2 separate regions of the Homo sapiens genome follow, and region 1 is linked to region 2. Evidence: read pairs that join two places in POLR2A ChIA-PET (ENCODE). Cell type or tissue: MCF 10A. All regions are shown on one strand. Links, peaks and the distances in the headings refer to the core of each region. The heading gives the core; the rest is flanking DNA. Region 1 overlaps PRKCH (protein kinase C eta). Region 2 overlaps PRKCH (protein kinase C eta).

The links. Peaks named below come from ENCODE experiments on the same cell type or tissue, not always from the same donor. Only the 100,000 strongest peaks of a DNase experiment are listed, where the experiment ranks them.
Region 1: POLR2A ChIA-PET joins it to region 2 with 44 read pairs; 18 of 35 experiments call an interaction of 5 or more read pairs at or near these places.

Annotation. Positions count from the first base shown.
Region 1 is chr14:61,520,190-61,531,297 of GRCh38, reverse strand. It overlaps PRKCH (protein kinase C eta), which reads right to left. Exons shown (of 14, transcript NM_006255.5): 11 at 2,085-2,223; 12 at 703-891. Among named protein-coding and RNA genes, the nearest start is that of PRKCH-AS2, 20 kb to the left of the region's middle. RefSeq lists an enhancer at 5,781-5,930. In MCF 10A, for the core only: no CTCF peak of the experiment used is centred there; DNase peaks (open chromatin) are centred at 4,687, 5,697 and 6,567.
Region 2 is chr14:61,465,226-61,476,333 of GRCh38, reverse strand. The region is part of intron 9 of PRKCH (protein kinase C eta); the gene reads right to left. Among named protein-coding and RNA genes, the nearest start is that of PRKCH-AS2, 75 kb to the left of the region's middle. RefSeq lists an enhancer at 9,334-10,250. In MCF 10A, for the core only: a CTCF peak has its summit at 5,665; a DNase peak (open chromatin) is centred at 5,643.

The sequences.
Region 1 (11,108 bases), core at 4,229-6,728, 55 kb before region 2:
ATTTTGGAGCTCAACTAATGTGGTTACAGAACTGACCCAAATTACATGTACTTTATTTTCAACATAAAGGCGTCCAGTACATGTTTATCCTCAATTCAAAGGCATCCAGCACAGTGCCTTAAATGCACACACAGAAAAGACTTTCTCAACATGATCCATTACAACATTGCACCTGCAGCCTGGGCGTGGCACCCGGCTTTCATAAGAATAACATGGAGGCAAAATAGATCTGCAGAGGTTTGGAAAACCTTCCTTCTCCTCTCCCAGCCCTAAGAGAAAGACCCGACCGCTTCATCCTGCAACTTGAAGATGCCAACAGAAACACAATTGATATAATAACAGGCTGGGAATGGCATTTACTTGACCCAAAACTCTGGTGTGGCCTGACTGTATGAAGGGGAAACATCACCTGCCCTCAACTAAAGTTACGAAGTGCTAGAAATACTTGCTATTTGGCAAACAAAGTTATCAAGGGCTATTGAAATTGACCCCAAAATAACTACTGCATAAGAGAGGGTCTATTGCATAAGAGAGGGTAACAGCCTGACAGAACTCTGGTTCTTTGATTCTTTAGATTAGAACAATACAAATTTTAGTTAGAGCTAGTGGTTTACTGGTGGGAAGTACTGAAAAGACTCAAGCAGCACATGAAACAAGCTGGTTTGCAATACATCAGAAGCTAGCTGGGTAAGCCAAACTTACAGATTTTAGGATCCCTGTGGCATCTTCATGGAGCCAGGTAGGGTAGACCACCTCATCATTCAGTATGGCCTCAAAGAGGTCATCTTCGTTCTCTGCCTCAAAAGGCGCGTGACCACAGAGCATCTCATAGAGCAACACGCCCATTGCCCACCAGTCTACTGCAGGCCCGTACAGCATTTCCTGGAGGATCTGTGCAAAGGGGGCAGCGTGAGAAGGTGGTTCATACATCAGATTAACAAATGTGTTCTTCATAACTAGGGAAATTGATGCATTAGGAAATATCAAAGTTTTTTTAAAAAAGTCTCCTGTGCTAGCAAGCGTATTTCATTCCATTTCTACAGAGTGGTCTGTTTTCCCTGTGGTCAACTCAGAGGTGCCTTCTCATCTAGGTGAGCAAATATTTATGGCCTGATTGGGCCACTGTGATGGGCTCGTGCAGATCCCAAACAGAAAGGGTTCTGGAAATATATCAGTCTGGAAAAAAAAGGGGACTGGGTTCACTCACTCATACGGGAAGGATTCAAGGATTCAAGAGCCTTTCTTTAGTTCTGCTAAATGACGCTGAAATTAAATCACTAAGTAGAGACAAAAAGGAAAATAAATAGCCATGAATGGCGTACACTTTGTCTTCATTTAGGGCTAAAGCCCAAAGCAACTGCAAAGTTTACATATATATATATATTTTTTTTTATTATACTTTAAGTTTTAGGGTACATGCGCACATTGTGCAGGTTAGTTACATATGTATACATGTGCCATGCTGGTGCGCTGCACCCACTAACTCGTCATCTAGCATTAGGTATATCTCCCAATGCTATCCCTCCCCCCTCCCCCCACCCCACCACAGTCCCCAGAGTGTGATATTCCCCTTCCTGTGTCCATGTGATCTCATCGTTCAATTCCCACCTATGAGTGAGAATATGCGGTGTTTGGTTTTTTGTTCTTGCGATAGTTTACTGAGAATGATGATTTCCAATTTCATCCATGTCCCTACAAAGGACATGAACTCACCATTTTTCATGGCTGCATAGTATTCCATGGTGTATATGTGCCACATTTTCTTAATCCAGTCTATCATTGTTGGACATTTGGGTTGGTTCCAAGTCTTTGCTATTGTGAATAATGCCGCAATAAACATACGTGTGCATGTGTCTTTATAGCAGCATGATTTTCTTTTTTAACTCAAATTCTTATTAGAGGGACTTAGGCCATTTTCAGCCATCATTCACCCAATGAGCCATAAATGAGTCTAGAGGTGTCGGCTCTAGACACCTTTCAATGCTGCCTCCAAAGCTGCAGTGCATAAAAGCAGCCAGTGGCATTTCTGGTCAGAGTTACTGGAGAGCTCAGATTTCAGAGCTGCATCAAGCAGCTGCACTCACCTCTGGAGCGATATAGTCTGGCGTGCCACAGAATGTGGCCGTGGTGACACCATTGCAAATCCCCTCCTTGCACATTCCGAAGTCTGCCAGTTTACAGTGACCCTCGTGGTCCAACAGGACATTGTCCAGTTTCAGATCTCTGAAAGATACAAAGAGCAGCACGAGATAGGGCAGCCAGACCCCAAACCATCCACCTCTCAGAATGGGCACACACACACACACACACACACACACACACACGTGCGGCCACATGCGGCCGCATGAGCTTCCTGTACACACGTCAAAAGGAACAAACTTCTCTGTGCTATCTGGATGACACATTTAGATCAAGTCTCAGAACTTGCCTCATGGCTCCAAGATGATGCGCCCATTAAGAATGGGCTGACCACAGGAAAATGTAGGCTGTCCTGTAAAAACGGAGGGCAGAATGTGGCTTTTCTAGGCTTTCCACTTACCTCATACTCAGCCTATACCCCATCCTCCACTCTAGCACCCATCTCTACCCATCGGAGTCAGAATGAACACCCATAGGGGAGGTGGCCACTGTGTGCCCGGGGTGGTGACAGGCACTAGGAGTACAGCTGATCTTCATCTGCAAGGAACTCACAGTGTAATGGGAGACAAATATTTGCTAGGCTAGAAGCTCCATGACGGCGGGGATTGTGTTTATGCGGTTCACCATTATGCCTGGCGCCATTATGCCTGGCATAATGTACTTAAGAAATACTTGTCGGCTGGGTGCCTGTAATCCCAACACTTTGGGAGGCTGAGGCAGGCAGATTGCTTGAGTTCAGGAGTTTGAAACTAGCCTGGACAACATGGGCAACATCCCAACCTACGAAAAATACAAAAATTAGTTGGGCATGGTGGCATGCACCTGTAGTCCCACATACTTGGGAGGCTGAGGTGGGAGGATTACTTGAGCCCAGGAGGTTGAGGCTGCAGTGAGCTGAGAGTGCATCACTGAACTCCAGCCTGGGCGACAGGGTGAGACCCTGTCTCTAAAATGAAAAGAGAAGAAAGAAATACTTTGTGTGTGTGTGTGTGTGTGTGTGTGTGTGTAAAACAAATAGATATATATTTCATATACAGACAGACACACACACACACATGGACAGGATAGACCAGGAGGGGTGGGGAGGGGGAACACACCAATTGCTGTATCATCCTAGTGGCACGATGAAGGTATGAACCAAGTGCTACGAGAGAAACATAAGAGAGAACAATTCCTTCTAGTGGGAGGAGAGAGAGACAGCCTCACAGCAGAAGCAGAAATTGAGCTGGGTCTGATAGCATGAGTCAGAGTCTCCCAGGCAGAGAAGGGGAGTGAGAAGGCCGCCATGGACAGGCGGATGGGGCAGGGACACGGCAGCAAGCCCAGCAGTATGGCTGTGCAGGTGGACTCAGAGAACCCTGGGTATGGTGGAGGAGGCTGAGGGGCGGGCAGCACAGGACAGAGGAGTGCTGGGGCCATGAAAAATCTCAGGGCTACAGAGGAAAGTTAAGTCCTTCAAACCATGAAGGGTCCTGAATGTCACACGAAGGAATTTTGATTTTTACATATTAGGCAAAAGGAACTCATTGATGCTCCCTCATTAAGGGAGTAACAGATTCCTGGCTGGACAAGAAAAGATCAGTTGGGGGAGGCTGAAACCGTCCAGGGAAGAGATGTTAAGACCTGAACCAGGACAGTGATGAATGGAATGGAAAATAAGGAGTTAGTCAGGGGAAAGGAAGCAGGGCTTCGGTGAAAGCAAAATCAGTAATAAGGCTTGATAATCACTTAGAGATAGACGGATAGAGAGAAGCAGCAGAAATGATGACTTCTGGGTTTGTCTTAAATCCAGTAGGTTTGTGGGGATGTTAATCAGGAAAAGGAAAACCAGAGTGAGAACAGGGTTTGTTTGTGGGTACCCCAGGTGCACAAGAAGCCTAGATTATGGAGACTGGTTGAAAGCATTTCCACCCCTCCTCCAATCCCTAAGAGCAAATTCATGTGGAAGGAAGTGAATATTCAGCAGCAGGATTGTTTGGTAAAGAGTCCTCAAGGTCGGCAGGAACATGGCCATGTACTGATAAAGCTGTCTGTAAATAAAAGGCAGTGCTCTCTTAAAAAAACCCGCTTCCCAGCACAAGCACCTGGTTGTCCTGTTGCCACCCATACCCCAGGGCACTGTTACAGAGGGAGGGTGGCATTGCTAGCCTCACAGGCACAGTCTAGACTGGACAGAGCAACAGCTTGGCCTTTTGGGTGAGACATTTACACTTTGGTTTTTAAAGGAACAATATGCTCAGAGGCAACCCACATAGGCTGATCAGTGACAAGGAGGCTGCAGGTCACGGGGGGGATGCTAGGTGGCCTGGAGCTTTGTGGTTAACTGCCATTGTGGGAGGCTGCCATGGCCTTGGGCCGCCTGGAGCCCCCCTCGCTGTGGCGTCTCCTCAGTGGCTGCAGCTGACTGCTCTTTCTGGAGTGCCATATTCACTGTGGGTTGTGTCAGGGCACTCGAGGTTCTATTTTCTTGCCTCAGTGTGAGAATCAAGGTCTGTTGGCCTGCATGGCCCAAGGCAAAAGGTTGGTCTCTGTCCAGCCTGGATCACGTTGCTGGCTTGGAGGAGGTAGGTGATGACAGAACTGGCATGACTGGTTTCCACACGCTGTCCTGTGAGTTGATACAGCCTGGCCATACAGGTCTTACAGAAAATGGCCACTAGAAAATGCCCAGGAATGGAAACCAAGTCTGGTATTCCAGGAATCCCCAATAAGTGTGGTTAAAGCAGCAAAGCTTTCATGGCACAGATCAATGGAACATAGAACAGACTTCTCTGCTCTTAGTAGCAGCCTCCCCGGGTGTCAGGGGCATAAGGCAAAGGCATGCTGAGTACCTGTGCACCCACTTCAGCGAAGCAAGCTTTCTGTGTCTCTAACCCAAACCCAGTCCTGGCTCCAAATCAGCCCTTCTCCACGCAGAATCCCATGTCCCATATAAGTGACTGTTTTCAGTGGGCTGATTTGTGGAAGCTGCTTCCTCCCCTGGCCCCACCACATAAATACAATATGAGCACAGCCAGTTTAACCTACAAAAGGTTGCAATCGTAGCAGCGCAGGACGGGAGCAGGGGTGAGGATGATCGTGGTCCTGCCCAGTGAAGGAGGCCACCACTCTCAGTTCTTCCACAAGTGTTTTCTGACTTGGGAGGCACTATAAGGCCTGGGTGCCTGGCTCCTCTGGGACTGCGGGCACACAGTAGAGAGGCGCCTGGCTGAGGTTAGACACACTAGTCTGCAGCCCCAGGAGAGAGCACGGCCGGGGGGACAAAGCCCATGAGCCCAGCTTTATCGACACTGTGTCCTAGCCTGACAAGCCAGGCCTGTGTGGACCTGAGCCCAGAACACTATCACTCACATTTCCAAACAAGGTCACTGAGTTTCTGAATTTTCCCGAAGCCAGTATGCCTGCTGAAGTCTTGGAAAGGATCTTCTTGGGCAACAGAAACAAGTGCTAACAGAAATCCAAAACGGTCTCAAGCGTTGACCCGCAGTTGCTTAAGAGCTTGTGACTAATGTCCCAGGTAAGAGGTCTGACTGCTTATTACTCAGCTGCTGTCATGGGCAGCAGGAATCGCGCAGGGAGAGAAAGTGCTGGGCCATCAGTTTTGTCAGTCAACTATTACAATCAGCTCTGCATGGGGAAGTCTTGGGACGCAGCTCTCAGAAGACGCAAGTGGGCAAGACAGGGATGTGACTCATCCTGGTCACAGGATGCCCGAGGCCACAAAGGCAGGTTAGACACCTTAATCCTGATTTCAATCTAATTTTAGGCATTCTCAGAACTGTATGAGCTGTAAAGGAAACGCCATGGCTGTTCTCATACCAAGTGCTATTTAATAAGACAGATCGCTCAAACTGGGATCCCAAGAGGGTTCAATTAAGAGCATAATGTAATTCCAGGCTACCAGTGCTGCCCTCAGCCCAAGTATCTCATACCTGCTCTATGAAGTCTGTCCTGATGTCCCCAGACAGTCATAGCAATATCAACTCTGCTCCTAGGGTGCCCAGTTTATACTTCTATGATAGCATACCCCGCACTGTATTCCAGAAGGCTCTGTCTGTGCACCTGTCTTCCTTCTTAGCAGCTCCAGCATGGTCCTGGCAGGAGGTGCTGACCAAAGGGATAAACAGAAGCATTTCAGATGGACCCCAATGGGACTGCCCTGGCCAACTCAGAGCCTATCTTATTTTTAGGGGATGGAAGGACACTCCATAAACTTTGCTCCAAAGTACTTAAACTTATAAAAAGCCACATGTTTTACCCCTTAAAGATAGACTCAAGAGGGAAAAGAAGAAACCTGAAATCAAAATTTAAATTCTTCTCTTTGATGAAGCTGGAGAAAGAAAGTGGTTTTGAAGGGTCAATTATTAAACAACGAGGACCAAGCAGAACACTTATCCTCATGTTGGCTTGCATCCAAACGGAAGAGCAGAACATGGAGAGGGTGACTCAAACAAAGCCAAAGATTATAGAGCCATTTACAGTCATGGTCAGCTTCCACTCTAAAGGGAAATCATGCCTTTATTTTTTTTAAAGCAAAAGAAGTCACCCTAAGCCTCCTGACTTTAGTTTGAAATATGCAGAGGTCAGTTTTTGGCTTAGGAGTACCTCAGCTTCCTATGCCAACATGTAACTCAGCAGCTGAACTTAACAAGGCTACACAATGAAGATTACAAGTTCATACAGGGCAGAGGCTCAAATACTAAAATGCCAAAACCACAGTTACCGGCTTGCCATTCATTAGCTCATTGAGCACCGGTATTTAATAGCTACAGCTTTTGTCATGCAAGCATAGAAGGGTAGAAAGAGTTATTCTATCCTCTGTGCTTGTCTGAAAGCTACATTGTTCTTGCTGGGTAATCAGGGTTACTTAAAATGCCCACAGTAGTTTCAGAGAGAATTCCCAAGTGATTGAAGACAAAGGAGATTCAGAAATTGGATTTATTTTGTTTCCACCATAAGCTATCCTGAGAGTAATAAAACAGATTGACATGAGTCTTACTGCTTAGATCACTAGAGTCAGTTACTCTTCCAAAAGAAATAAAGGAAAGCGAGTTGAGAGCTGGCTCCTTGAACAAGAATGAATCTAGGAGGCTATTTATATGAACTATTTTTAACATATTTTTCAACTTTTATTATGGGAAATTTCAAAACAGACAAAAGTAGGGAGAATGACACAACTCCCATACTGATCACACAGCCTCGGCACCTGCCAATGCACGTCCAAACATGCTCCCTCGCTACATCGACTCCCTCCCTCCCTGATCCATCTTTTATCAGATTATTTTGAAACAAATCCAGGATATGAGCTATTTCATCTATACACATTTTAATATCTGAATCTCAAAGATAATAATTCTTTAATAGAGTACAACTTTGATACCCATTATCATAAAATACACAGTCAATTTATGATTGTCAGCATACTGCCATTTGTCTGTTGCTCATTTGGGGGTGGTGAGTCTGTGGGTCTGTCTAGAAAACCTGGAAAAAAGCTTTTGTGAATAACAAGAATAACAGTGTCTTCAGTGGTTAACATATACTGAATGTTCATCAAATGCTAAGTGCTTTATCTATATTCTTATTTTATCCTCAAAATAACTCTATGAAGTAGGCTCTACCCCAAGATTATATAGCTAGACAGGGGTAAAATCAGGATTCAGATTTACTTCTGCTCACCTCCAAGGCCTGGGCTTGTGACTTACTACACCAGGCCCAATCCCTTCTATGTAGCAGTGTCACCGGCCAATCCCCCGGATAGATTGTTTCCCAAAAGGACTTTAATTGAAACAAGAACCACCTGAGGGAATCAATAAATATTCTAAGATGGCACTATGATAGAGGGATGTTTTATGCATATTACTATGAAATGCATAATCGAAATACTGCAAAGCAAGGTTTTTTTCTTAGCTTGTGCATAGAGTTCAATGGATTTTACAGAGTCCTTGAGGATACAGGCATAGGGGAGTGCACAGCAAATCTCTCAAGTGGTCAAATGTGCAGATCATTTGCTGCCTTCCACTGAGGAGGAGGAACTAGCATGTAGGTAAGTGTGAAAAGGGGGCATCTGCCAAGTGAGTGAATGTGGGTTATGGTCTTAATTTTAGAATAAAACTACTTAGGACTGGCTTGTGTTTTGAGTGCCTGGGTTTATACTTAAAGTTTTTTCAAAGCAAGATGGATTGTATTAAATGGGCAAAAGACTTTTGAAAAGTCACTGAATTAGCAAAAGCATAACATTTGGTTTCATCGTGAGTTAGACAGTAGTGCCATTCATGCATCACCTGACACGAGATATCCATCCCTTCACCCACCCAACCATTCTTTAGTATTGTCCATGAGCCTGGCCATATGCCAGGATGTTGGGATACAATAGTAAGCAAAGGGGGCACCATCTCTACCCACAAGGGGGTTAATGTCTGGTGGGAGAAGCAGACAGATCACCACACAACTAAATTTACAATTATCAACTGTGATGAGTGCAATGAGGAGAAAACATGGGAATAGATCAAGGGATGGCCTGACCTAGCACTGGGGGAAGATTTCCCAGGAAAGTGACATTTGAACTGAGCTGTGAAGATTATTAACCAAGTGAAGAGACAGAAAGAAGGGAAAGTGAGGGTAAGGAGAATTTCAGAAGGAAGGAACAGAGGTGAGGGGGTTCAGTCAAGAAATGAAGACTAGTGTGGTTGGAGTCCTGGGTGGCGAGAGAAGAGAGCATGGAGACAGGAGAGAGCAGGGACCAGATGAGGCAGGGGCCAGTGAGGATTTCAGTCTTTAGCCCAATAAACCATGGAAAACTCTGACTCAGGAGAGGGATGGCATTAGATTTTCGATTTTACAGGACTCCATATCAGAGGAGTTGAGAATGAACATGAGGAGATCATTTGGGAAGCTACTAGAGTATCCAGGAGATAAATGATGGTGGCCTGGTATAGGGAGGGTGGTAAGGTAAAGAGAACTAGATGTGTCAAGAACTACTGGGGGAAAGCAATGGGATTTAGCAATGGAAGGATGTAAAGGATAAAGGGAAGGAGGCATCAGCAGGTTCTGGATCACAGAATTTATTTTGGACAGATTGAGCTACTTTTTTTAGACATACAGGTGGAGATATTTAAGCAGCTGAATACACATGGCTAGATGTCAAAGGGAAGGCTGGTTCGGAGCTATAAATTTGAGAGTCATTACCTGGGTGTGGATGAGTTCACCTCAGGAGAAGGAATGAAATAAGGAGAGAGCCTGGGACTGAGCCTTGGGAAGAGGATCTCCTGAGGCCAAGATCTCTGCTCTTTTTTACACTGAGACTACAAAAACTAGTGACAAATTATACTTAGAGTAGGGTAGCAGAGCTGTGTGCCTAGAGAGTGGGGCCCAAATCTTTTGCCTCCATATGGGCCACCTATAGTCCAGGTAAGCTTTAAAAAGATTAAGGCCGGGCACAGTGGCTTACGCCTGAATCCCAGCCCTTTGGGAGGCCGAAGCGGGAAGATCACTTGAGCCTGGGAGGTCAAGGCTGCAGTGAGCCATGATCACACCATTGCACTCCAGCCTGGGCAACAGAGTGAAACTCTATCTTAAAAAAAAAAAATTAATAAAATAAAATAAAAAGATTAGAAAAACATCAATCTTGTACATTCAGAATCACCCAATGGATTATTTTCAGGTTAAATTCTCAATCTCTGCTATGTGATATGATACTCTTGTGAGTGTAAAATTAAGAATCTTATTTTACAAAGATATTGGTTGCTGCATCATATATAATTTGAAAAAAAGCTAAATTATGTATCAACCGTGGAATGGCTAAATAAATAATGGTATTTCTATGACAGAATCTTATGAAAGCTGCCAAATTTTTATGAAGGACTAAAAATGTAAGGAAATGTTTATAATAGAATTTTTAAATGTTATCTGAAAATGTTTTTTTGATTATAAAAGTAATATTTTCATTATATAAAATTGATCATTCCTGAAAAAGGTATAGAGAAAATGATGATGGGTTCAGTCTTTCAAACTTTTCTTCTCAATGCTACACTAACACAATATTATACAGTAAAATACTTTTCTCAACAATTGTCTTGGACATATTTATATCTCCTATGCCTCTGGCTCATTCTCTATAATGGTTGCATACAATTCCACTGTAAAAATCTACCACAATTTAACCAGTTCCTCTACATAAACATTTGGGTTGTTTTAAATTTTTTGCAACTTCAAACAATGGAGTAATGAACATGATTTGCACACTTGTGGGAGTGTTTATTTAGGATACATTTTTTTAGAAGTAGAAATGCCATATCAAAGGGCATAAATATTTTAAATTTAAACAGATGTAGAGAAACTGTTTTCCAAAAGGGTTGCATCAATTTATATTCCCACCAGTAGCACATGAAAGTGTCAATGTTTTGGCTTCCTTGTTCAGGCTAGATGGAATCATCCTTCTAATTCTTGCCAAACCGCCAGTGAAAAATGAGCTCATTGTTTCAACTTCATTTCTTGACTATTAATGAGATTAAGCTTTAAGAAGAATATATGTTTAATGGCCATTTGAATTTTTTCTTGCCTATTCACATGGTTTAACCATTTAAAAACTTGAGTTGTTTATCTTTTTGATTTTTTTAAGAAGCTCATATTATGGGATAGTAATAATTTTTTATATTGGTTCTATGGGTTGTAAATATTATCGCCTGGTTGAAGTTTTGTTTTGATATAGTCCAGTTATCAATCTTTCCTTCACAGCTTCTGGGTTTCATGACTTACTTATAGGCTCATACAATTCTAAGTGAAAGAACAGGATACAAAATTATATTTTCAATATTCTCTTAATTTGTTACAATTGTGACAGAGAGGGATAAAGAAAAGGAGGAAAGACAGGAGGAAAAAGGAGGAAAGACAGGAGGAAAAAAGGAGATGAGGAAAAACATAAAAGTCTATTTCCAGGTGATATGTTTATGGGTGATTTTTATTTTCTGTTT
Region 2 (11,108 bases), core at 4,592-7,091:
AACCCTTGAAGGCAGAGCCCAGATACTAAGTGAGATATCTTTAATAGCACCAAGCACAGTGCCTGGCCAATTGTGAGGGTTAATAAATGCTTCAAGAGTGAACATAATAGGAACCATTTTTGTCTCCTGGTAAAATTTAAAATGGAACTTTAGAAGAGCTGGAACAAACTGCCAAGATTCGTTTCACCCAACCATTTTACAGAAGCAAAGGGCAAAGAAGTGAAGTACCTTGCCCATAGTTAAAACAGTTTGTGGAAGAGTTAAGTAGGACAATCAGGTCTGCTGATGCTATATTTTCCTTTATAAAGCTTTGATTTTTCTATTTATAAAACTAATTACATATCCATAGTTCAAATGTAATTACAAAGTAAATAGATAGAAAATTGAGAAGAAAATAAAGAAAATTCAAATAAAATCACCCTAATCCTGACAACCAGATATAGAAGTCTCAAGCTTTTAGCTTCCAAAGAACTGGAGATTTCAGGGCAAATAAGAAGTTTTCAAGGTAATGTTAACTAGATTTAATTTTTCCTTTGTGTCCTAATTATACTTAACATTTTATAGCATGTTTTAAAAACAGAAAGGAAAAAGTAAAAAACATACACTTCTCTTTTCATTTATATTGCATATTATTTCCTGATATAATTAGTCATCAAGACCATGATTTTTTTAACAGTTGCATGCTATTCCCGATGCCAGTTCTATGAAGTCCTACAATTAGCTTGACTTCTAATTAGGTTAATGAAAATAAAAGGACACAGCTTTTATAGTCTCTATGCCATGATAAAGATCATTTTTTTAGCCTGGTAAAGCAGGCATCTCTCAGTGGAGATGATTGCTAACTGGGCACGGTGTTTTAATTGATTGGTCAATCATTTAGACATCACTAACCTTTAGAGCACCCCCTAGTGGTCGAGAAGAACGTTTGAACAAACCTCCTAGTCAAAAACTATCCACATTTGAAATACACTAAAACTTAAGAGTCACAAAGAAGATATCTTGGATGATTATCTACTTTTTAAAAAAGGTTTAGCAACTTAACAAAAGCATCCACAATAGGATTTCTTCAAGTCATTATTTCACATAGTGAAATTCTCTTTATAAAGCTTTTGGTTTAAGCATCAAATAGGATATTTATGGACTTAGTTTGTATAGGGCTTGTAGGATAAAGAGTAAAAATACCATTTCATTTATTTAGATCATTTTTCATGATGGAGATCCCTAAACTGTGTAAACTTTTAAGACAACCACAATTTCATTTCTCCCTCTGATCTATGTATGAATTCGACACTTATGCCATGTGGGAAGATATTTTGGGTTATAGTTGATTAGACACTTTGCCCAGTTAGAGAAGTAGAGACTATGGCCAAGAATATGCCATATCTGCCTCAAGGTGATGCCTGGGAATCTACTGGCTGAGAATTCATTTCCTCTCCCCCTGTCTGCAGTGCTGATGCACGGGCCGAAGTTTCTGTGTGGAATGTGCCTTTCACATGCTATTCTGAGTTTGATTCCTCCACTGTAGCCATGACAAACTCTTCTCTGGTCCTCTGGCTGGGGAACAAAATCTGTTCAAGCAAATGACATGCCCACAATTTCTTCCCAAACTATTAAAAAATTTTTTTAAAATTATACTTTAAGTTCTAGGGTACATGTGCACAACGTGCAGGTTTGTTACATAGGTATATATGTGCCATGTTGGTTTGCTGTACCCATCAACTCGTCATTTACATTAGGTATTTCTCCTAATGCTATCCCTCCCCCAGCCCCCCATCCCCTGCCAGGCCCCAGTGTGTGATGTTTCCCACCCTGTGTCCATGTGTTCAACTCCCACCTATGAGTGAGAACATGCAGTGTTCCCAAACCATTTTTGCAATCTGGGTTACATATTGATCTCCACTGTCAATTAAGGAAGAAAGTTGCAGACCTTACTCTAAAGGTATGGAGGCTAAATTAAAAGAGGTGGAGCTCTAACAGGAAGGGGAACAGTCATCAGAAACAGCTTAAAAGGTTTATATGGGAGAAAGCACATTGTGTTAACTTTGAAGGCAAGCTTCAGTTGGCTAAGTGGAGTTCAGACAGGTTCTTAAAACCCCAAAAATGAGCAGATCCTAAGATGGTGACACCAAGAACCTCATGCCGTATCCAATAGAACTCTGAGTCTGTTAGTGAACTGACTTCATCTCAGCACTTGATTTATCCTACTATGAAACCACTTCCTTCTGATTCTTCTTCTTTTTTCCACTCAACCTTAACCCTTACTTAGAATTCCTTCTTCAAGTCTCCTCTCTTCTCTCTCTATAAACATCTACTAAAAGATTTTTGATTTTTTTTTTTTTTAAGACAGAGTCTCGCTCTGTTGCCCAGGCTGGAGTGCAATGGCGTGATCTTGGTTCACTGCAACCTTTGCCTCCCGGGTGCAAGCGATTCTCCCTGCCTCAACCTCCTGAGTAGCTGGGATTACAGGTGCGTGCCACCATGCCCGGCTAATTTTTGTATTTTTAGTAGAGACAGGGTTTTGCCATGTTGGCCAGGCTGGTCTCGAACTCCTGACCTCAGGTGATCCACTCACCTTGGCCTCCCAAAGTGCTGGGATTACAGGTGTGAGCCACTGCACCTGGCCTGAAAGATTTTATATTATAGTTTCCACTTACCAAGAGGACATGGATGACACCAAACTGATCTCCCATCTCAAGTGTGTTTCTGACAAACAAGCATCTTACCACTGAATTTCCCCCAAACCGAACTCATGCTATTCCATTCTCTTTAGGCTTCCAAATGGCCAGAGCCCTGGCCATTCCCACTTAAAAAGTCCTATCATGTCTACTTCTTTAGTGTTTCCTTGACTCCACTCCCATGATTGCTGCCTTGGGGCAGGCAAGTTCCCAGATCACGGGCCCAGCATCCTCACCAGATCTGCTGCCATTAGCCTCCCTCTGTACATAGCAGCCAGAGAGAGCCTTCTAACATGCAAATCTTATGTTACTCCCTCACTTAAAGATTTTGCTGGCTCCTTTTACCTAAACAGTTTAGTCTAAGCTCCTCAGCAAAGGACATCAGACCCATTATGACTTTGCTTCTTCATCACCACCCCCCTACCCCCGCCGCCAACCACCACCATTTCCCTTCTTACAAATCTGCCTCATCTAGTCATTTGGGGTTTCCTGGGCACATCCTGCAATTTTAAGCCTCTGTGCCTTTGCACTGCTGTTACCTCTGTCTGGGAGTCTATGCCCTCCTCTTGTGACTATAAGATCCCTATTCATCTTCAAAACACAGCTCACACAGCCCCTCCTCTGGGAAGTCCTTCCAACCTCCACGAGGATCAATCATGACTTTCTTCTCTCCATCACATGGTGTTATCATGACCTTTGACTGTAAGCAATTAAAAGGCAGGTCCACATTTTGTTCTTGTGTCTTCATCCCTGGCACATAATGCATGCTCCATAAACATTTACAGAATTGAATTTAAAATGCAAGATAAGTACACTAATACCATTCATTATATTACAGAAACAGGTAATGTCTCTTTTGGCTAGGGTCTACTTTCAATATTTAGAGACTATTCAGCCTTAAGATAGCATTTAAGGTTCTACTTTTTGTTTTGTTGTTTTTTTTGTGTGTGGGTTTTTAAAAAATTGAGACAGGAGTCTCACTTTGTCATCCAGGCTGGAATGCAGTGGTGCAGTCCCAGTTCGCTAATGCAGCCTCAACCTCCCGGGCTCAAGCAATCCTCTGGTAAGGTATCCACATTTCAAGTTGAAATGGCATTTCCATGTATGGGAAACAAAAGAAAAAAAGCCAGCAAGTGGCTCTCCCTCAAAGCCCAATCATATTGCTATCAGCACGTTTTCCCATGCTGGTTGGGAAACATTTTGCAAAACTCTGATTATCTGTTTGTACAATCCAACCACATGTACCACACACAGGATGGGAATCTGACTCACAAAGTTCAGGTTTGGGAGGATGCTTTTCATAAAATGCCACTGACTCAATGCCTTGCTGGTAAAGTGAAAGTGTAATTATTAAATGCTAAAACAAGACAAGCTGCAGTATTTGTACTGCTTGCTTTTTAAAAATAACCCATTTTAGATATATGCTCAGTCAGCTAATCTTTTGCTCCCTGGATGCCCCCAGGCTCTGATAATAATGCCTTATCGAGCAGCAGGCTTCACTGTTGAGAGCTGCCAGCAGCATGCCAGCCCTCACTCACATTAAACAGACGCTGCACGCTTCCGCTGTCTCCCCCGAGCTCAGGGGCTCCATCCCTAACAATGCCACTGTCAGTGCAGGCACCAACAGCTGTAATGAGCCCCCAACAGGAACTTTGCCTTTCTACAAACTCAGAAAAAAAATAACGCTTATATTTTCATAAAGAAGGTCTGACACATTTGGCTTTGGCTTCTATAAAAAGAAAAGTGATCGTCTAACCCATTTGACTTTTCATACCAAAGACAATCACCTGACAGTCATGTAAGGGAGCCAGGGGAGATTCTTCCCCCCTGGGAACCAATGTCTGGCGATATGTTTGGTTGTTATAACTGGAGAGGTGCTGCTGGTATTTTGGGATGCTGCTAAACATCCACAATGAACAGGACAGCCCCCACCCCCAACAAAGTAGGCAAATGGCACTGCATTATGCAAATCAGTGATTTTTTTTTTAATTGTAAAGGATGAAAGCTTACCAGCCACTAGATTATTAAAACAACCTGACCTGTTGGTGAGGGTCAAGAAGGTGACGGCAAAGTTCTGAGCAATGTGGAAGGGTACTTTTTTTTTTTAAGTCACTTACAACTGGTGATAAAGATCATTTTTTTTAGCCCGGTAAAGCAGACAGCTCTGAGTGGCGATGATGGCTAACTGGGCATGGTGTTTTAATTGCGATTGGCCAGAGATGTGTCCTGAAGCCCAAATAAGAGGCACAAATCAAGTGAATGAGCAGATCCTGTATCTATGAGCTTCCAGAAGAGAAAACAGAAACCAGTCTTACCACTGAATGTCCCCAAAACTGAACTCATGCCATTCCATTCTCTCCAGGCTTCAAACCGGCCAGAACCCTGGCCACTCCTCTTTAAAAAGTCCTATCAGGTGTACCTCCTTAGTGTTTCCTTGACCCCACTCCCATGATTGCTGCCTTGGGGCAGGCAGGTCCATGGGCCACTGGCCCTCACCAGATCTGCTGCTATTAGCCTCCTTCTATAGACAGCAGACAGAGAGGAGCTATGACATATTTGTTCCCTATTTTTCTTGATTGTGTCCAACTCATCTTGAACTGCCTTTCACCACTGGTAGATATGATTGTAGAAGGTCTGGGCTGGCTGCAGGGATAGGTTAGTTTCCACTTCGCATGCCCTCAGAGAAAACCGTGGAGTCTGTGGCTCGGTGGTCCCTGGGGAGTGAGGAGCCAGAAGAACAAGGAAGCTGACTGACAAACACATCCCAGGATTCACTGCACAGCGACGGAAAAACGTGTATGGAGAGGAGGGAAGAATTTGGCTAGCAGGGATCTCCTCTTTTGTTTTGGTTGGGAGTTATATATTACATCATTTTAATGTTTAGAACGTCATATACCACAAGAATGGAATTAAGAGATTCTGGGAAGAGTTCCAGGACTCCCATTTGTAACACCTAAGCCATAAGTCATTCAAGACCAGAAGTGGGCAGGAGTGAGCTAAAAAATACAGGCTCTTTTGCTATAACTAAGAATTGGAAGCCTCCCACAGAAAGGAAACAGGAACTCCCTGGGTGGCCCCAAAGAAAAGACAGGGCATGCCAAAGCCCTCCAGCAAAAAAGGGGAGGGTCTGCTGGCGAGCCTGAGCCAAACTATTAGCTTACGGGGAAGGAAGGAAAAAGAACCTTGTAAAGAAAGAGTCAGTCGCTCTTGATAGCACATGGGTTAATACAGGGATGGAGACGGGAGGTAGACAGGGCGTCCTCACAGCCTGATGCAGGGGCTGCCAGTGAACAGACTAGTCTTGCCAGCGGGATGAGAAAGATCGTGCAAGTGGCAACGGGAGCAAATGCAGCCTACTGGGGCTGCTACTCTTGCCATTCTGCCTCTTGCTTTAAACCTCCCAACCCCTATAATAGTGACCCAGAACCCACCACTAACCAGAGACAGTACCAAGGACCAAGGACTCGAGCTACGCCTCCCCCCAGTAATCTCACTGCATCCTACAAAAAATATAACGGAGCACTTGATATGCAAATGCAGCTTCAGACAAGCCCCCCAGACTCTTCAAGCAGATGACGGCTCTGAGCCTGTCTGAAAGGAAAATCCAGGAATTGCCACAGGGAGCAGCTGCCATGGAGGGTCACCAGCTGAGACTATAAGATGAACAATCTGTTCATGAGCTTCAGGCTTATAAGCTTCCCAAAGAATGTCAGTTTCATGAGGGCAGGGACTCTTTTCTGTTTTGCTCACTGCTGCGTCCTCAAGGCTTGAAGGCGAGCCCTATGCCTTGCAAGCACTCAGTGCATATCTGCTGAATGAATGAACACCTTCCCCCCTAACCTGCCAGTGCACAACTCTCTACACGACGAGTCTGCTAACTTTATGTTGACATGGCTGTTTCTGCTCATGAGATGCTGTGGATAATTCCGGACCTAGAAGAGATGGATGCAGCTGGGTTCTCAGCAGAGATTAAGTAATTAAGGAAAACCCAAGTTATTTAAAAACTAGAACATATTACAGGGTATGATTTTGATCCAAAGCAGTCAGGTTTTTAGACTGTATGATTTTGTCTTCAGGGTGGGGTGGCAGCCCCTTGGCAGCCGCTTCAGGTCCTACCTGGCAGTCCCAGCTCATCACAGCAGGACTCAACCCAGCTTCCTAGGGAACCATCTGCAGCCCACACCCGAGGGGCTGCTTAAAGCAATCAGTTGGCTTTAGTCTCACAGCCAATCAGGTTGTACTTCTGAGCACAGACTGGCACATACTTAAGAGTTTCCCCTAGAACCCAATGTTCATTTTCAACTACCTTTCCTTTTGTAGCATAAGGACTATATTTACTACATGCTATCTACTGTACACTTTTCTTCCATGTGTATTGGTCTTCTCTTCCTAATTAGAATGAGTTTTTAAAAAACTGTTTCTAGCCAGGCACGGTGGCTCATGCCTGTAATCCTAATACTTTGGGAGGCCAAGGCAGTAGGATTGCTTGAGGTCAGGAGTTCAAGACCAGTGTGGGCAACATAGCAAGACCTCCAACTCTGCAAAAAATGAAAACAAATAAAAGAACTGTTTCTTTTGCCTAGCATTCAGTCAGTGGGATCCTGGATTGACTGATTTTTCACTAAACCACCTGGCAGAACACCCATCTCATTTTCACCTTTTGAGCAGTCCTGGCACTTGGTGTTTCAATACAGGGCCCTACTGAAGCCAGAGTATCTATAACTTGGCAGGCTTTAAGGGTTCCAAGTTGGGTCCAGGAAAACCATAACCAAGCAATCATCACCCCAAAAGCTTTCAGTCATCATGAGACACAGGGGCAAAGTGTGACCTGGGTTGTGTTCTGGTTACATCAAAGATTTAAATTATACTATCTTAGCAGACATGGAGGTGGCGGTCTACTCAGTCTCTAGGTTGTCAGTGATAATGATGGCTACCAAAAACAAGACCAGTTACAACAGAACAACCTCAAACTGAAAAAAACAGGCCAACTATTTCAAATCCTTTTGTCACACCAAATATCTTGGCAGTCGCGTCCAAAGAGACAGAGCCAAAGACACAGCTTGAACTTCAGGTTCTCTTATTCCTATTCATTTTTGTGGCCCTATTTAGCTACAGAAGGTCAGAAAGCCTGGTAGCCGGAGAGGACAGAAGCAAAGGTCCCAAATAATCCCCCAAAAATCCAGATCCTGGAGAAGGCCTATGCACATTTTGTCTTCAGAGAATCTTCAGCAGAGAAGGAGGCGGGTCCAACATATGTTGGCCCCAAAGTCAGATCCTGTCTTACTATGGAAATAAATCCACAATTAATAACCTAAAAAAAAGATGGAACACTATGAATAAGGTAGGAACATGCAGAGACAGGAAACACCATGTTCTGGCTCATTTTCTATTTTGATCTGAGCCAAAGGCAAACTGCAACAAATGACCCGCAGCAAACCAGATTGTATTTGTAGCAGCCACTGCTCAGGGAAAGGGGGAAACCTGGTTCCAAACAGATCAGAGGAAATATCCTTAGGTATTTCCCAAAAGGCCAAAAACCACCTATTGTGGAAAACTGCCTCTATTCCCGTCTAATGACAGTATTCTCAGTTGTACATATTAGAGACTCAAAACTTCTATTTGTGATATAATGGAAATGGCTTGTATATTATTTGGCAGGACAGTCAGGTCAGGAATCCATGCACTGACTCTGGCTTACTGTGTGATCTGGGGCAAGTTGTTTAATTTCTCTGGATCTCAGTTTCTAGGCCTTTAAAATGAGGATGATACTCTTCCCTGGATGCTTTGGGTATTAAATGAGATATTTTGTTCAATGGATATTTACGGAATGCCAATGTGCAGTTTAGTTTCATAGACATTGGTAATGAATATGAGCACCTAGGACATATGCTAGGGTCTCATGAACTGCCCTTTCCTTCTTCGCTCATCCCCTCCTGCAAAGTGGGCACCATTCAGTCCCCAGGAATCAACCAACTACCCCAAGGCATGAACAGAGGCTTCTTCAGAATTCCCATGCCTGTAAAGGGGAAAGTCTCCCAGCCTTTCGGCTATACTTCCCCTTCTCCTTGTCTAACCCTCTGTCACAGGGCCTCTTCCCCTTGCGCTGGGTGTCACAGCAACACAGAGCACAAGCAGTAATGCCACTGTAGGGTCTGAGCATGCCTTCTCCTCCCCACATCCAGCGGCTGGCAGGGGCTCAGCCAAATGCTCAGTGAGGCCTCAGGAAGGGAAAGGGGAGCTGGAGGCGCTGGGAAGCATCAGAGCTGGACAGGGCAGGCTGCAGCCCCGCTACGACCCCACATGTTGAAGCCAGCTGGAGGGGCACTCCCTAAAGGTACGTTGGCCAACAGGTCCAGAAGTAAGGAACACACATTTAGGTGGAGAGGCTTATCTCAAAATAAAAGGCAGGGGAACTTCTTAAAGACAAGTGGGCCAGCTAAGCCAGAATTAGAACTCAGAGCTCTTGTGCTGAAGGTCACAGTGCAGTTCCCTGCCTGGGAAAATTCTGAAAGATGAATTCCAGGGCCACATGACTACCTTGCTGCCTGGCTGCTCTCTGCCTCTCCCACTTCTTCGCTAATATTTAATACAACAACAATGGAGAAAGTAATACAAAGGAAAGAATGTTCCTTTGCACTCAAGCTGCAGGTACACTGAGCACACGTGAGATCATTTTGTGCCAGCATGTATGCAGCGATGGCATTTATTTCACAAGATTCCAAGATATTCTGACCTTCAAAAACCAGGATTTCAACTTTGTTGGCCATTTGAGAAGTGGTTTCTTACGGAAAGCTATGGTCCTGCCAGGAACTCCATCCTTGCAGGCTGACATCGTAAAGACGCCCCAGCAGGCAGAGGAGCGGGAGGAGGCAAAAGCGACCGGCATCGGAGCGTCCTGTGGCCCACCTGAAAGCGGTGGATCCTAAACTCAAACTTAAGGCATTCCCAAAACAATGAGGAGTACTTCGCTCAGCCCTCTCACCCAGTCCCAGGGCCTGCTAGTGAGAGGCTGTTTCGGGCACTGGCCACAAGTGTCTTCTGTTTTCCAAATGGAAACCTTTGCTTCCATAAACTGGGTCTCCGAACAAAGCCTCAGACCAATATTTACTTTGCTGCTCCCCCTTCCTGTGATAGCCCCCCTCCATCCCTCACCCCCTAGTCTTTGTTCCTCTCTCTCCAGGAGGAGAACCGAAGGGGAGGCCCCTGCGAGCCGGGGATGGGGGATGGGAGGCCTGGATTCCAGCACATCCATGCCAGGGACTCAGCTGCTGACACAACCCTCACTGATTCAGATAAAAGGAGTGTGATGTGAATTTCGCCATAAATGAGTCAGGGAGACAGCATGTACTAGGCCGTATCCCAGGTTCTGAGAGACCAGGGGTCTGGTCCCTGACTTAATAATGGCTTATTCCTCCTACCCCCATTGTTGAAGAAATGTAATCCTATTACCAAATTTGGTAAATAGGAAAAAAATCCTTCATAATTCCACTACCTTAATCCAGTCCCTGATAGCTTACTGGCATAATTTCCTGGCAGTCTTTTTTGAGGCTGGGGAGGGGAACGGGTCTGCCAATTCACTATCTTGGGCAGAACCTGACTTGGATACAGACTGTTCATCATCATAACCTCTGTATTATTTCCTGGATTCTAACCTCCTATTTTTACCATTTTCTGTGATAGATTTTAGGCAAATGACTTAACTGCTCAGTGTCTCACTTTTCCATTTGACATAATGAGGATAATAATTGCACCTATCTTATAAGGCTGTTATAGGAATCACGTGCAATAAACAATACATGTTAGGTGCTTACGACGGTACCTGACAATTTAACTACGTAACATAAAATTATCTCTTGACTGGCTGAAAATTCTCATCAAATAGTATATTATTGAAGTGTACCCCCATTGCTAAATGCTGAAGTTGTTTCTAATATTTTCCTACTATAAATAATGCACGACATCAAAGCAATCTTGACCAAAAAGAACAAAGCTGGAGGCATTATACTACCTGATTTCAAAATCTACTACAAAGCTACAGTAATCAAAACATTATGGTACTGGCATAAAAACAGATATATAGACCAATGGGACAGAATACAGAGCTCAGAAATAAATCCACACCTTTACAATCAATTAATTATCAACAAAGATCCCAAGGACACACAACAAAGAAAGGACTGTCCCTTCAATAAATGGTGTTGAAAAAACTGGATATCTACATGCAGAAGAATAAAAACAGACCCTCATCTCACGTCACATAAAAAAATCACTGAAAAATGGACTAAAGACTTAAATGTAAGACCTAAAACTGTAAAATTACCAAATGATGACTTAGGGGAAGAAATCTGTGACACAGGCATAGGCAATGGCTTTTTAAAATATGACCGTAAAAGCACAGGCAACAAAAGCAAAAATAGACAAATGGAACTATAT